Linked DNA regions of Homo sapiens: regions 1, 2 and 4 are each linked to region 3. The links are chromatin contacts, found by Hi-C or POLR2A ChIA-PET in ENCODE. All regions are on one chromosome and are shown on one strand. Each heading gives the region's core, a stretch centred on a gene start or an enhancer-like site at or near the end of the contact. The rest is flanking DNA. Distances are from core to core; before and after follow the strand shown. Region 1 has its middle 19 kb from the start of GNA12. Region 2 overlaps GNA12 (G protein subunit alpha 12). Region 3 has its middle 25 kb from the start of GRIFIN. Region 4 overlaps GNA12 (G protein subunit alpha 12).

What was found. Hi-C counts contacts between places; a loop is a spot of excess contacts on that map. ChIA-PET counts read pairs that join two places held with the same protein, here RNA polymerase II (POLR2A). Pooled maps may share reads with other maps.
Region 1: a loop to region 3 is called in a map of PC-9, with 5 times the contacts of the local background. The contact joins two enhancer-like sites. A Hi-C loop is called at or near these places in 2 of 168 maps with a recorded cell type or tissue (PC-9 and endothelial cell of umbilical vein), 2 of 37 single-sample maps with no recorded cell type and 11 of 50 pooled maps. POLR2A ChIA-PET finds 5 or more read pairs at or near these places in 2 of 52 experiments (AG04449 and activated CD4-positive, alpha-beta T cell).
Region 2: a pooled map shows a loop between it and region 3 (4-fold over the local background). The contact joins two enhancer-like sites. A Hi-C loop is called at or near these places in 2 of 50 pooled maps. POLR2A ChIA-PET finds 5 or more read pairs at or near these places in 2 of 52 experiments (PC-9 and WTC11).
Region 4: a loop to region 3 is called in a pooled map, with 4 times the contacts of the local background. The contact joins two enhancer-like sites. A Hi-C loop is called at or near these places in 2 of 50 pooled maps. POLR2A ChIA-PET finds 5 or more read pairs at or near these places in 2 of 52 experiments (CD4-positive, alpha-beta T cell and GM12878).

The regions. Positions count from the first base shown.
Region 1 is chr7:2,861,866-2,865,123 of GRCh38, forward strand. No RefSeq gene overlaps it. Among named protein-coding and RNA genes, the nearest start is that of GNA12, 19 kb to the left of the region's middle. RefSeq lists enhancers at 549-1,195, 1,844-1,973 and a silencer at 2,751-2,830. Within about 2 kb of position 1,931, at least 39 of the 41 ENCODE cell types and tissues checked have a DNase peak (open chromatin) inside an H3K27ac peak, as active enhancers do.
Region 2 is chr7:2,795,726-2,798,775 of GRCh38, forward strand. All of the region lies in intron 1 of GNA12 (G protein subunit alpha 12), which reads right to left. Among named protein-coding and RNA genes, the nearest start is that of GNA12, 47 kb to the right of the region's middle. Within about 2 kb of position 1,309, at least 19 of the 41 ENCODE cell types and tissues checked have a DNase peak (open chromatin) inside an H3K27ac peak, as active enhancers do.
Region 3 is chr7:2,449,951-2,452,828 of GRCh38, forward strand. No RefSeq gene overlaps it. Among named protein-coding and RNA genes, the nearest start is that of GRIFIN, 25 kb to the right of the region's middle. RefSeq lists enhancers at 1,286-1,941, 1,942-2,595 and a silencer at 2,524-2,603. Within about 2 kb of position 1,586, at least 7 of the 41 ENCODE cell types and tissues checked have a DNase peak (open chromatin) inside an H3K27ac peak, as active enhancers do.
Region 4 is chr7:2,756,790-2,759,620 of GRCh38, forward strand. The region is part of intron 2 of GNA12 (G protein subunit alpha 12); the gene reads right to left. It also overlaps a transcript of AMZ1 not described here. Among named protein-coding and RNA genes, the nearest start is that of AMZ1, 70 kb to the left of the region's middle. RefSeq lists an enhancer at 1,199-1,488. Within about 2 kb of position 1,567, at least 37 of the 41 ENCODE cell types and tissues checked have a DNase peak (open chromatin) inside an H3K27ac peak, as active enhancers do.

The sequences.
Region 1 (3,258 bases), core at 681-3,180, 410 kb after region 3:
AGACCAGCCTGGCCAACATGGCGAAACTCTGTCTCTAATAAAAATACAAAATAATTAGCCAAGCGTGGAGGCATGTGCCATCACAGAGTGATACCCTGTCTTAAAAAAAAAAAAAAAGAAAGAAAAAGAAAAATTGAGCCAGCCACGGTGGTGCTCACCTGTAATCCCAGCTACTTGGGAGGCTGAGGTGGGAGGATCACTTGAACCTGGGAGGCGGAGGCTGCAATGAGCTGAGATCGCACCAATGTACTCCAGTCTGGGCAACAGAGCAACGCTTGGTCTCGAAAATAAATAAATCAATAAATATAGTTGTTAGATTGTATTTTTAAGGTGTTTATTTTTTATTGTTGTATTGTTATTTTAAGAAATATTTTCCATCCCTGGGTGATTGAATCCATAGATGCAGAACAAGCAGCTATGAGGGGCTGAGAGTGTGTGTGTGTGTGTGTGTGTGTGTGTGTATACATAATTTATTAATTACATATAAAAAAATCTCCTACTGGTTTTGTTTCTCTGGAGAACCCCCAACTAATACAGTACTAGTTATGCCTCTCCCAGCTAAGGTCCCAGGAAGTACAATTCTACCCATTACCCTTAAGACATCACAGATGATCGGTCAGTACTAATAAGTGCTGTACGGTTATTGGACAGATTCGAGTTAACGTATGGAGAACAGGCAGGGTGCAAAGTGCATCCTGGCGTAGACCCCAGCTCTGCCAGGCACTAGCTCTGTAGGCTCTTGAACAACTTCCTTACCTCCCTGTGCCTTGTTTTCTTTTTTTTTTTTTCCCGAGACGGAGTCTCTCTCTGTTGCCCAGGCTGGAGTGCAGTGGCAGGATCTTGGCTCACCACAACCTCCACCTCCCGGGTTTGAGCAATTCCCCTGCCTCAGCCTCCTGAGTAGCTGGGATTACAGTTGTGTGCCATCACGCCTGGCTAATTTTTGTATTTTTAGTAGAGACGGGGTTTCACTATGTTGGCCAGGCTGGTCTCGAACTCCTTACCTCACAATGCGCCCTCCTCGGCCTCCCAAAGTGCTGGGATTATAAGTGTGCGCCACCGCACCCGGCCCTTGGTTTTCTATTCTGTAAAACGGAAGTGACCCGGTGGAGATAAAGGGGTAAATGCAGAGAATGAACTCAGAACATGCCGGTCGCCTTGGCAGTGCTCGCTAAGTGTTTGCATTTTTTTCCCTCCCTGTAACCGCTAGACCACCACGGAACTTGCATTTTTTGCTACTGGATGACAGGTCTTCCTCCTCTCCCAGGGTGGCTGTCTGGCAGGTTTCCCCACTTCCTGCAGTCTTCTCTGCCCTAGGGGACCAGTAGCCATGTTTCTGCCCCAACAAGTAACCTCCTTGCCCTGTCCTGGCTCCCGGGATCCTTCCTCTGGTGGTCTGCACGGGCCACGGCGCTCAGGGTGCCGCAGCGGCAAAGTGGGCAGTGGTCGCCCGTGTTCCAGGGAAGGAGGAGGGTGAGGGCGCCTGACCTCAGAGACCCCCAGAAGGTATCTGTGGGGGCACAGATGACCAGGAGCCCTGGAGTTAGTTCCATTTGCTGGCTGTGACCTTGGAAAGCCAGCAATGATTCAGGACCGGCTGCACAATTTGTGCAAAATGAAAATGTGGGGCCTCTTGTCCAAAAAGTATTACGAATTTCAAAACAGCCACAGCAGAGCACCACGCCGAGCAAGGGCCCTTCTCAGTACAGACCCTGAGCCTCCCGAGAGTGTGAGTGCTGGGGAAATCTGGGGAAAGAGGCCAAGGCTGTCCAGAGCCGAGCCCCTCCCTGGGGATTGTGTCTGGGGCCCGCAAACTCCCCAGGCGGAGGGAAGAGCCAGTCCTCCGGAGACGCTGGGCACCGAGCCTCCTCCAGGCCCGGAGAACGAGCCTGTAGCCTGTCGCTGTTTGCTGAGGGCCCTGACCTCTGTGGGAACACACAGGAAGTGGTTCATTTTCTCCCCACCAGTGACTCACTCCCGTCAGCCCTGCCCTTTCCAATCTCTGCTTCCTGTCCCTTAGCCTCAGCTTGGGTAATTCTGGGCAATAGAAAGGCCAGTCTGGTTGAGTCTGAAACTGCCATCTCACATGCAATTTCGCACTCATCTTGTCCCCCACTGAAGGGCTGGCTTAGCCTTGGCCGGAGAGCCCTGGAGAAGGAGGGGAGAGGTCGGGGGGACTGGCTGCGGTCCTTCCTCTTTCTCCTGGCTTCTGGGGTTGGGAGGGGAAGAGGAGGAAGAGGAGGAGGAGGAGAAGGTCTGGAGTGTCGGCACAATAGTAATATCAATAACAATAGCAGCTAATATTTACTGCAAGTGGTTCTCTGGGTCTGGAGATGCTCCAAGCACTTTTCTGACCGTAAGTTATGGCATTAAGTTTTGTAACTAGGAGGTAGGTCCTGTAATAAGGTCCTGTTGTAATTCCCATTTTTCTCTGTTGAGGAAACAGGCTGAGACAAGGTAGGTAATGTGCCCAAGGCCACAAAATTAGGAGGTGGCAGAGTCAGGATTGGAACCCAAGGTCTTCCTGATTCCACATCCGTTGCCCAGTCACTCCACTGCCTCACTTTCGCAAGAGTCCATATAAAGTTCCTGAGGTTGGGGCCTGGGACCTGTGGCAAGGTAAGTGTCCAGGGATTCAGCTAAGATGAGGCTTACACTTTTTTTTTTTTTGATAGAGTCTCTCTCTGTTGCCCAGGCTGGAGTGCAGTGGCAAGATCTCAGCTCACTACAACCTCTGCCTCCTAGGTTCAAATGATTCTCCCACCTCAGCCTCCCGAGTAGTTGTGACTACAGGCATGTGCCACCACGCTTGGCTAATTTTTCTATTTTTTGGTAGAGACGGGGTTTCACTGTCGGCCAGGCTGGTCTCAAACTCCTGACCTCAAGTTATCACCCCGCCTCGGCCTCCTGAAGTGTTGGGATTACAGGCGTGAGCCACTGCGCCCGGCCTGAGATGAAGCTTATTGAGGGTACTGAGAAAGATTTTTGACTCAATTTCTGAACCTTGTGAATTCTCACAGCACTTAACAGTAAGGAATTATCTGATATTTACATGCTTGTTATCTGCTTTCCTCATTAGGATGCAAACTTCATAAAACCATTTTGTTCATCTCTTCCTGATACCTGGTATGCGCTCACTAAATGCTTGGGAACGTGAATGAATGAATGAAACGTCTTCTGACGTGATCCTTGTATCTACATCTCCTTGCTGCGGCCAAGTCTCAGGTGCACCCTGAGCTCAGTGGTGGTCTTGCCTTT
Region 2 (3,050 bases), core at 59-2,558, 350 kb after region 3:
CTACTGGAAAAAAGACAACTGGGCGGGGAGGAGGTGGCAACAATTTCAGAAAATTTCACTGGAAAATGAAGTGTATCAGTAAAAAAACAACTTTTTTTTTTTTTTTTTTCTTAGATGGAGTTTCACTCTTTTTGCCCTGGCCTGGAGTGCAATGGAGTGATCTCGGCTCACTGCAACCTCCGCCTCCCAGGTTCAAGCAATTCTCCTGCCTCAGCCTCCTAAGTAGCTAGGATTACAGGTACCTGCCACCAGGCCCGGCTAATTTTTTATTTTTAGCTGAGATTACAGACCACCACGGACTGCTAATTTTTGTATTTTTAGTAGAGAGGGGGGTTCCACCATGTTGTCCAGCCTGGTCTCGAACTCCTGACCTCAGCTGATCCGCCCGCCTCAGCCTCCCCGCCAAAAAAACAATGTTTTAACAACAACTATAGTAGCCTCCACCCCTTATCCGTGGCATAAGTTCCAAGACCCTCAGTGGATGTCTGAACGGTACCAAGCCCTACCTGTATTGTTTTTAAAGTTTAATTTAATTTATGAATTAGGCACAGTAAGAGATTAATAATAGCTAATAATAAAATACAACAATTATAACAATATACTGTCATGAAAGTTAAGTAAATATGGTCTCTCCTTCTGTCTCTCAAATGTGGTATCACCGTCCGCGCCTATTTTCCGTTGGCGGCTGGCTGTGGATAACGGGAGATGACTGTACTGCCAAGAGTACTACCAGCGCTACTATTGTCATCATCACTGAAATCTGGCAGCTCCTCTATTCCAAAAGATACAACTGCTTCTTCCAGCTTAAAACGGGTGGGAAAACATACAAATCCAGGCAGTCAGCAGTCATGAGACAGGAAAAGACTAAAATACGACAAGCCAAGTAGCCCGCCCACCAAAACGGGAGCCAGGGGATCATGTTCTAGATTTAACGTCACCATCGTTTGTGATGAGAAACTACTTTTCATTCTTTTGCTTGTTTCCTCATTGTTAAAGATAAAGTTAATGTTGTTCTGCCCCTTCTTACCTCATCAACAGGGTCAAAGGGATGAAGAAATAACTAACATAGTATTAGGGAATGCAGCCAGCCTTTGGAAAATATTCTCTCAGCAAAAACAGCACCCCCTGAGCAGTTAGGAGGTCTGTTCCACCATCCTTAGACTAATGTTTCGAAATCAGCAAGGCAGTGTTTATGAGAACTTCTGTGTTCTTCTGAGGGGCACACTGCATACTCTCTGGTATGGTCTACACTGGGGGTATACAGAGTGGTCAAGGGCCCTGAGAAGGCTATCAAGTACACATCTGTCCATCTGGAAAAGCCTTCTCATCTCAGAGCAATCTGAGGGACTCAGGCCAGCTGAGAGCAGCATCCCATCCTCCAGGACAGAGAAAACCAGGGTCACCTGCTCACTAGGCACTTATCTATGTTCCTTTTTTGGAGACTGGGTCTTGCTCTGTCACCCAGGCTGGAGTGCAGTGGCATGAACATGGCTCACTGCAATCTCGACCTTCTGGGCTCAAGTGATCCTTGCCCGTAGCCTCTCAAGGAGCTGGGACCACAGGCATGCCTCGTTACGCCCGGCTAATTTTAAGATTTTCGTAGAGTCAGGGTCTCACTATATTGCCCAGGCTAGTCTCAAACTCCTGAGCTCAACTGATCCTCTGGCCTTAGCCTTCCAAAGCACTAGGAATTACAGGTGTGAGCCACTGCATCCGGCCTTTTTTTTTTTTTCCTTTTTAAATAACAGTTTTACTGTGCTATAATCCATGTACCATATAACTCATCAATTTGAAGTGTACAACTTAATGATTTTTAGTTGGCACTTATCCTAAAAATCTTCATTTCTGACACCCAGGGCAGAGCAGATGAATCCATTCTGCCTCCTTCATCTCTCTCCTGCAGCATCAATTTGGTGCCTATAACTTCCACTTCTGCCTTGAACCACTGAGTCAGACGTAATGATGACCAAAGAGTAGTTGAAAGTCTCCTCCAGACCCAGCTGACCAGGACGGTCTGGTTAGAGATGCTCCCTGATTTTCCCCTCAGGACCTTGTCTGTCTGCCGTTGGAGACCATGCCTAGTTCTACCAATCCACAAACATTTGTTCAGTGTGTTTGTTTGTGGGGGAAACAAACTTTAAGAAGCAGTATCTGACCCCCAGAAACTCAGAGTCTGGCTAGAAAGACAAATGTATGGATAAAAAAAATACTTACCACCCACTCATGATTTTAAAAAACCTTTGCAAACTAGGAACAGAGAAATGCTTCAACTTGATAAAGAACACTGACAAAAAAACATACAGCTAACCTCATAATTAATGTGAAAGACTGAATGCTTTCCCTCCAACACTAGGAAAAGACAAAGATGCCTACTTCTGCTACTGCTATTCAACATGGTTCTGGAAGTTCTAGCCAGTGCGACAAGGTAGGAAAATGAAATAAAAGATCACACAGCTCAGGAAAAGCAGGGGGGAAAACAAATAGATTAGACACACAAAAAAAGAAAACACACAACTAAACCCATTTGCAGATAAAAAGATGATCTATGTTGAAAATCCCAAAGTAATCTACCAAAAAAACTCCTAGAATAAACAAATGAATCCAGAATAGTTGCAGGATATAATGTCAACACACGAAATTCAATTGTCTTTCTATATACTAGCAATGAACATGTGGAAAGTGAAATGAAAGATGTACTACTACTAACTATCACTAAAAAAACGAAACAGGTATAAATCTAACAAAATATGTGTAGGACTTATGTGCTGAAAACTGCAAAATGTTGAGGAAAGAAATTTTCAAAATCTAATAGATATACCACGGTCACGAATTAGAAGATTCAACACGGTACCAATATCCTTAAATTAATAAACAGGTTTAGCACAATTTCCATAAAATCCCAGCAGGATCTTTTGTAGATATAAATATGATTATTTGAAAATTTATATGAAAAAGCATTAAATTAGCTAAAGCAACTTTGAAAAAGAAAAGTGGGAACAATCAGTCTATCTGATTTTAAGACTTATTATATAGCTATGATAATCAAGACT
Region 3 (2,878 bases), core at 336-2,835:
AGACCCTGACCCCCTTGTATCAGTGTGTAGGGGAGGTCTCAAGGTCATTGCCCTACAGAAACCAGGCTGGGTGCGGTGGCTCACACCTGTCATCCCAGCACTTTGGGAGGCTGAGGCGGGTGGATCACCTGCGGTCAGGAGTTCGAGACCAGCCTGGCCAACAAGGTGAAACCCCGTCTCTACTAAAAATACAAAAATAAGCTGGGTGTGGTGGCACATGCCCGTAATCCCAGCTACTCAAGAGGCTGAGGCAGGAAAATCGCTTGAACCCGAGAGTTGGAGGTTGCCGTGAGCCGAGATTGCGCCATTGCACTCCAGCCTGGGCGACAGAGTGAGACGCCATCTGGAAAAAAAAAAAAAAGCGTAAAGAATTCCCTCCCTGGGGCCGAGGTGGCAGCTCTCCACACCTTCCCACAAGGGTGCCAGCTGAGGAGGGACAGTGGAAGGGGCCCCTGCAGGGCTGGGGGATGCCTCTGAGCGTTCCAGGCAGGCAGGCACAGGCAGGAGCTCCTGGAGCTGTAGCCTCCTCACCCAAGGCTTCCAGCTCCTTCCTGTGTGGGGTCTCAGACACGCGACCCACCCGGACGTCCGTGACAGTGTAGCTTCTTCATCTCCGGCATGACCCGAATTTCCTCGGGGCCCCCCACTCCCTGGGGAACAGGAAGAAAATACCCATTTCACCCTCACTGATATACACAGCACACAGGCACCTACGTACACACTTGCACACATCCAGTGTCTCAGCCCGTGGCTGCTTCCGCCCCACTGCCCGTCTTTGTAGCAGGACACAGGTGCACGCCTGGGGCCCAGGGCTCTCATCCAAGCTGGTATGTCCCACCGCCCCCCACCCTCTCCCAGGCACCCAGCATTTTGAGCCCAGAATCATGGGAAACTCCCGTCAGGTCCACACGGTGCTGAGCCCAAGCCTGCAGGGCTTGGGGGAGGTGGGCTGCTCTCAGCTTCCCCCAGCCTGGCCTGGCATCTCCTGGACCCCCGCAGGGGTGGCAGCTCAGCCCCTTGTGGGTTTTTTCTTTGGGGGGACAGACTCTCGCCCTGTCACCCAGGCTGAGGTGCAGTGGCACGATCTCGGCTCACTGCAACATCCACCTCCCGGGTTCAAGCGATTCTCCTGCCTCAGTCTCTTGAGTAGCTGGGATTACAGGCGCCTGCCACCATGCCCAGCTGTTTTGTATTTTTAGTAGAGATGGGGTTTCGCCATGTTGGCCAGGCTGGTATCGAACTCCTGATCTCAGGTGATCTGCCTGCCTCAGCCTCCCAAAGTGGTAGGATTGCAGGTGTGAGCCACTGCGCCTGGCCCTGTTCCAGGATCTTGGCTCTCTGTCCCGGGCAGGGTGCTTCCGGGCCTCTTTGATTCTGGCCACAATGCTGAGCCTGTCCCGCAGCCCTGGGAGTGGCCCCCAGACCTTCCACTGCCCCAGGAATGGCTGACGCAACTATTCCCCCCAACCAGTGAGACCTGTGCCTGCCCGAGGAAGGTGTGAGCCGGGCCATTTAGAGGAGCTCCCTCGGGTGGATCCACCTCTGAGTCCTGGGCCTGCAGCCTGGCACAGGGCTCCTGGAGGGGCTGCATGGAGCTGGGCAGGCCGGGCCCTGGGCATCTTCCACCAGGGGGCAGCCACGGCTCAGGAACGCGACCTGCGGCGCACCCTTGGCTAAACGCGGCTGCACGCAGGGCATGGGGTGGCCGGCCAAAGCGCATGTGAACCTGGTAATGCAATGTCCCCCGTGGGTCCGAAAGCCCTGAGGCCACCCGAGTGAGCATCCCTCCAGCCCTGAGGCCACCCTCCCGGGCCTCTGAGACACGGTCCCTGTGTGGGTGGCTGTACAGTCCCGGTTCTGGACAGGCCGTGGGGGGCACAGGAAGTGGCTGCTCAGCCCCCTGGGCGGCTGGACCAGGAGGGCACTGGGTGATCTGGGGGCACCGTGGCAGGGCTGGGCCTGGTCACCCAGGCTCTGACGCCCTCGTGATTCCTGTCTGCTGGGCCCCACAGCGCCCTCAGCACCATGCTGGCCATGCTGGCCAGAGCTGTCTTCCTCCCACCAAACACTGTCCGTGAGGGCGACCTGTTTCCAGTTTGAACCAAGTTCACACTGACTCCACCACTCACTTGCTGTTGGGTCACTGCTCTGGGCCCCTCTGGGGGACTCAAGGAGCTGAGTGGCTCCGACTCCCCAGGCCTGAAGCCCCAAGACGCGCTGCCAGGACCACGCTGGCTGAGGCCACTCTTTGAGCCCCTCCCCCACAGGTGGCCGAGCACACACAGTCCAGTGGGCTGAGGTGGCCCCAAGGGCAGGAACGTGGCATCTCTTCCCACCAGTCAGTGGCTCTGGGGGCACAAGGACTTGTCGGGGGAAGGAGGCAGCAACCGCAGGTCAGAAGCTGGAAGCAGCGGCCACTCAGCAAATGACACAGCTGAGCCGGAAAACCCAGTCCCAGGGCTGTGAAGAGCTGGGGCCGGCCTCACGGGGGCTCCCCAGTTTCCCCTGCCCGGCCCTGGGCCGGCCTCACGGGGGCTCCCCAGTTTCCCCTGCCCGGCCCTGCCCTGCCCTGCCCTGCCCTGCCCTGCCCTGCCCTGCCCTGCCCTCCCCTCCCCTCCCCTCCCCTCCCCTCCCCTCCCCTCCCCTCCCCTCTCCTCCCCTCCCCTTTCCTTCCTTTTTCTTTCCTTCTTTCTTTTCCTTCTTCTTTCCTTCCTTCCTCCCTCCCTTCCCTCCCTCCCTTCCCCCCTTCTTCCTTCCTTCCTTTCTCTCCCCCTCCCCACTCCCTCCCTCCCCTCCCCCATCCCCTCCCTCTCCCCTCCCCTCCTCGTCCCTTTGTCAGGGTCTTGCTCTGTTGCCCAGGCTGGAGTGTAGTGATGCA
Region 4 (2,831 bases), core at 317-2,816, 310 kb after region 3:
AGTTAGTCAAAGAGGAGGTGCTCTTGGGCCAGGTATGGTGGCTCATGCCAAGGTGGGAGGATCCCTTGAGCCCAGGCCATTTGAGGTTGGTCTGGGTAACACAGTGAGACCTCATCTCTATTAAAAATTTAAAAAGTAGCCGGGTGTGGTGGCACATGCCTGTAGTTCCAGCTACTCAGGAGGCTGAAGTGGAAGGTTCTCTTGAGCTGGGGAGTTCGAGGCTGCAGTGAACCGTGATTGTGCCAGTGGCACTCCAGTCTGGGCAACAGAGCGATACTCTGTCCCAAGGCGGGGGAAAAAAGGAGGTGACCTTGGCAGGCCCGATCTAATCAGGTGGGCCTTTTTTTTTTTTTTTTTTTTTTTTGAGACGGAGTCTTGCTCTGTCACCCAGGCTGGAGTGTAGTGGCACGATCTTGGCTCACTGCAAGCTCTGCCTCCCGGGTTCACGCCATTCTCCTGCCTCAGCCTCCCAAGTAGCTGGGACCGCAGCGCCCGCCACCATGCCCGGCTAATTTTTTGTAGTTTTAGTAGAGACAGGGTTTCGCCATGTCAGGTGGGCCTTTTAAAAGAGGTGCTCTCCTGCTGACCTAGAAGAAAGCACACAGCCGTGTTATGAGGAGGAGCCACGTGGCAAGGAAGTGAGGGCACCCCTAGGAGCTGCCAGCTAGTAAGAAAATGGGACATCAGTCAGAGGACTGCAAGGAAATGAACTCTGCCAGTACCAGTGAGCTTGAAAAAGGATGACAAGCCTTAGATGGGAACGCGGCCAGGTGCACCAGCCTGCGAGGTTCCGAGCAGAGCACGTGGCGAACTCTGGATGCCCAGGCTGCTGACCCAAGCACATTGGGAGATCATTACATCTGTGCCGTTTTAAGTTGCTAATTGGTGGTAATCTTTTCATCCAGCAACAAAAAACCTTTAGTACTTCTTAGGGCAAAATAACCATGAAGCATAAAGGAAAATGTCATCTTCCCTGCACATTCTCAGCCCCAGGGACCTCTTGCACTTAGTACGTACTGAACGCTTGCTGAGTCAATGAAGACATGTGTTTTTTCAAACCTGACTTTTTAAATGGCAGCTTAAATATTTTTTCCTTTAATAGCTTAGTGGTTCTCTGACTCCTGTTCGCTGTCCCCACATCAGAATAGCAATAATAAGGAATGATTCTTCCCTCCCCCTGCAAATGTAGCTGCCTGGTTAACACAGAACACAAGCTCTACAGACCTAATAAATGTCTGGAAAACCTCTTGCTTGGGGATGAGTCACTCCCTAACTCAAAACCAACAGGATGAGTCAGCAGCTGTTGCTTCAGGCTCTTTATGGAAAGCCCCTCTATTTTTACTATCCTATTCTTAAACAAAGACAAAAACCCAAAAACTCAACATCTCCCCAACTATCGATGCTTACAGTATTAGAAATGAAAACTCAGAGCTTTTAAGAAAACAAGGCTTTAGGGCCGGGTGCAGTGGCTCACACTGTAATCCTAGCACTTTAAGAAAACAAGGCTCTGCAAACACTTATCTCATTCGCCATCCAAGTGATGACATCCTCATACGTCGTGTGGCCTCTGAAAAGCTCCAATGCAGGCTTGCACATGAAAGAGGGTGTAAAGGGCAGACAGTGTCTCAGCAGTTTCATGTGTTCTGTGCTGTCAGGGTTCTAAGACGAGCCTCAATGACACACGCCCTGTGCAATTTCTTCCCCTGCAGCGTGGGAGGAAGCTGGAGTGTGATGGAACGTATCTCCTGTGATTGGGCGACTTTCAGCTAAGCCAAAGGGAGGTGATCTTGGTGGGCCTGATCTAATCAGGGGAGCCTTTCAAGGAACCTGGGGGAACCCCTGAAAGGGTCTCGGGGGCCCCCACAGCACACTTGGAGGAACCCCTGTGCTAGAGAGGTTGGTGCCTGTGTAGCAGCGTGCCCCTAACAGCAGAGTCACAGCCCTAGGCTGGAAGCCACCAGTGCCCACCTCTGGTTCAGTGGATAATCAAGTGCAGTTTACTCATCTAATAGAACACCACAGAAGAATGGATATGAGAGGGTTATCACCGCATGTATCAACATGATGGGTCTCTGCTGGGCGCGGTGGCTCATGCCTATAATCCCAGCGCTCTGGGAGGCCGAGGTGGATCACCTGAGGTCAGGAGTTCGAGACCAGCCTCCTGATATGGTGAAACACCGTCTCTACTAAAAATACAAAAACTAGCGGGGCGTGGTGGTGGGCGCCTGTAATCCCAGCTACTGGGGAGGCTGAGGCAGGAGAATCACTTGAACCCAGGGGGCGGAGGTTGCAATGAGCCGAGATTACACCATTGCACTCAGCCCTGGGCCACAGAGCAAAACACTGTCTCAAAATAAATAAATAAATAAATAAATAAATAAATAAATAAATAAATAAATAAAATAAAAATAAAAACCCCATGATGGATCTCAAAATATAACGCTGAAGAAATAAGTCATAAAATGGTTATACTGTCCTTATTTACATGAAGTTAAAACACAGGCAAAAGGAAACAAAGCGCTAGCTGTAAGAACTCACACCTACCTTGCACTTCCTATGTGCCTGCACTGTTCTAAGGGCCTCCCCCATATCACCTTCATTCTCACAATACTCACGGTGTGTTATTACTGTTCTGTCCATGTGACAGATGGGAAGACTGAGACAAAGTGGTTAAATAACATGCCCAAGTGGTAAGTTACTACTGTTTAGGAATAGGTGGTAAAAAGACAAGTAAAAGGAAAGGAATAATTAGCCAAATACTAGAATAGTGGTGACGCTGGGGTGGCGGTAGTGGCTCACATGGGGTTTATGAATTACTGTTGATGTTTTTC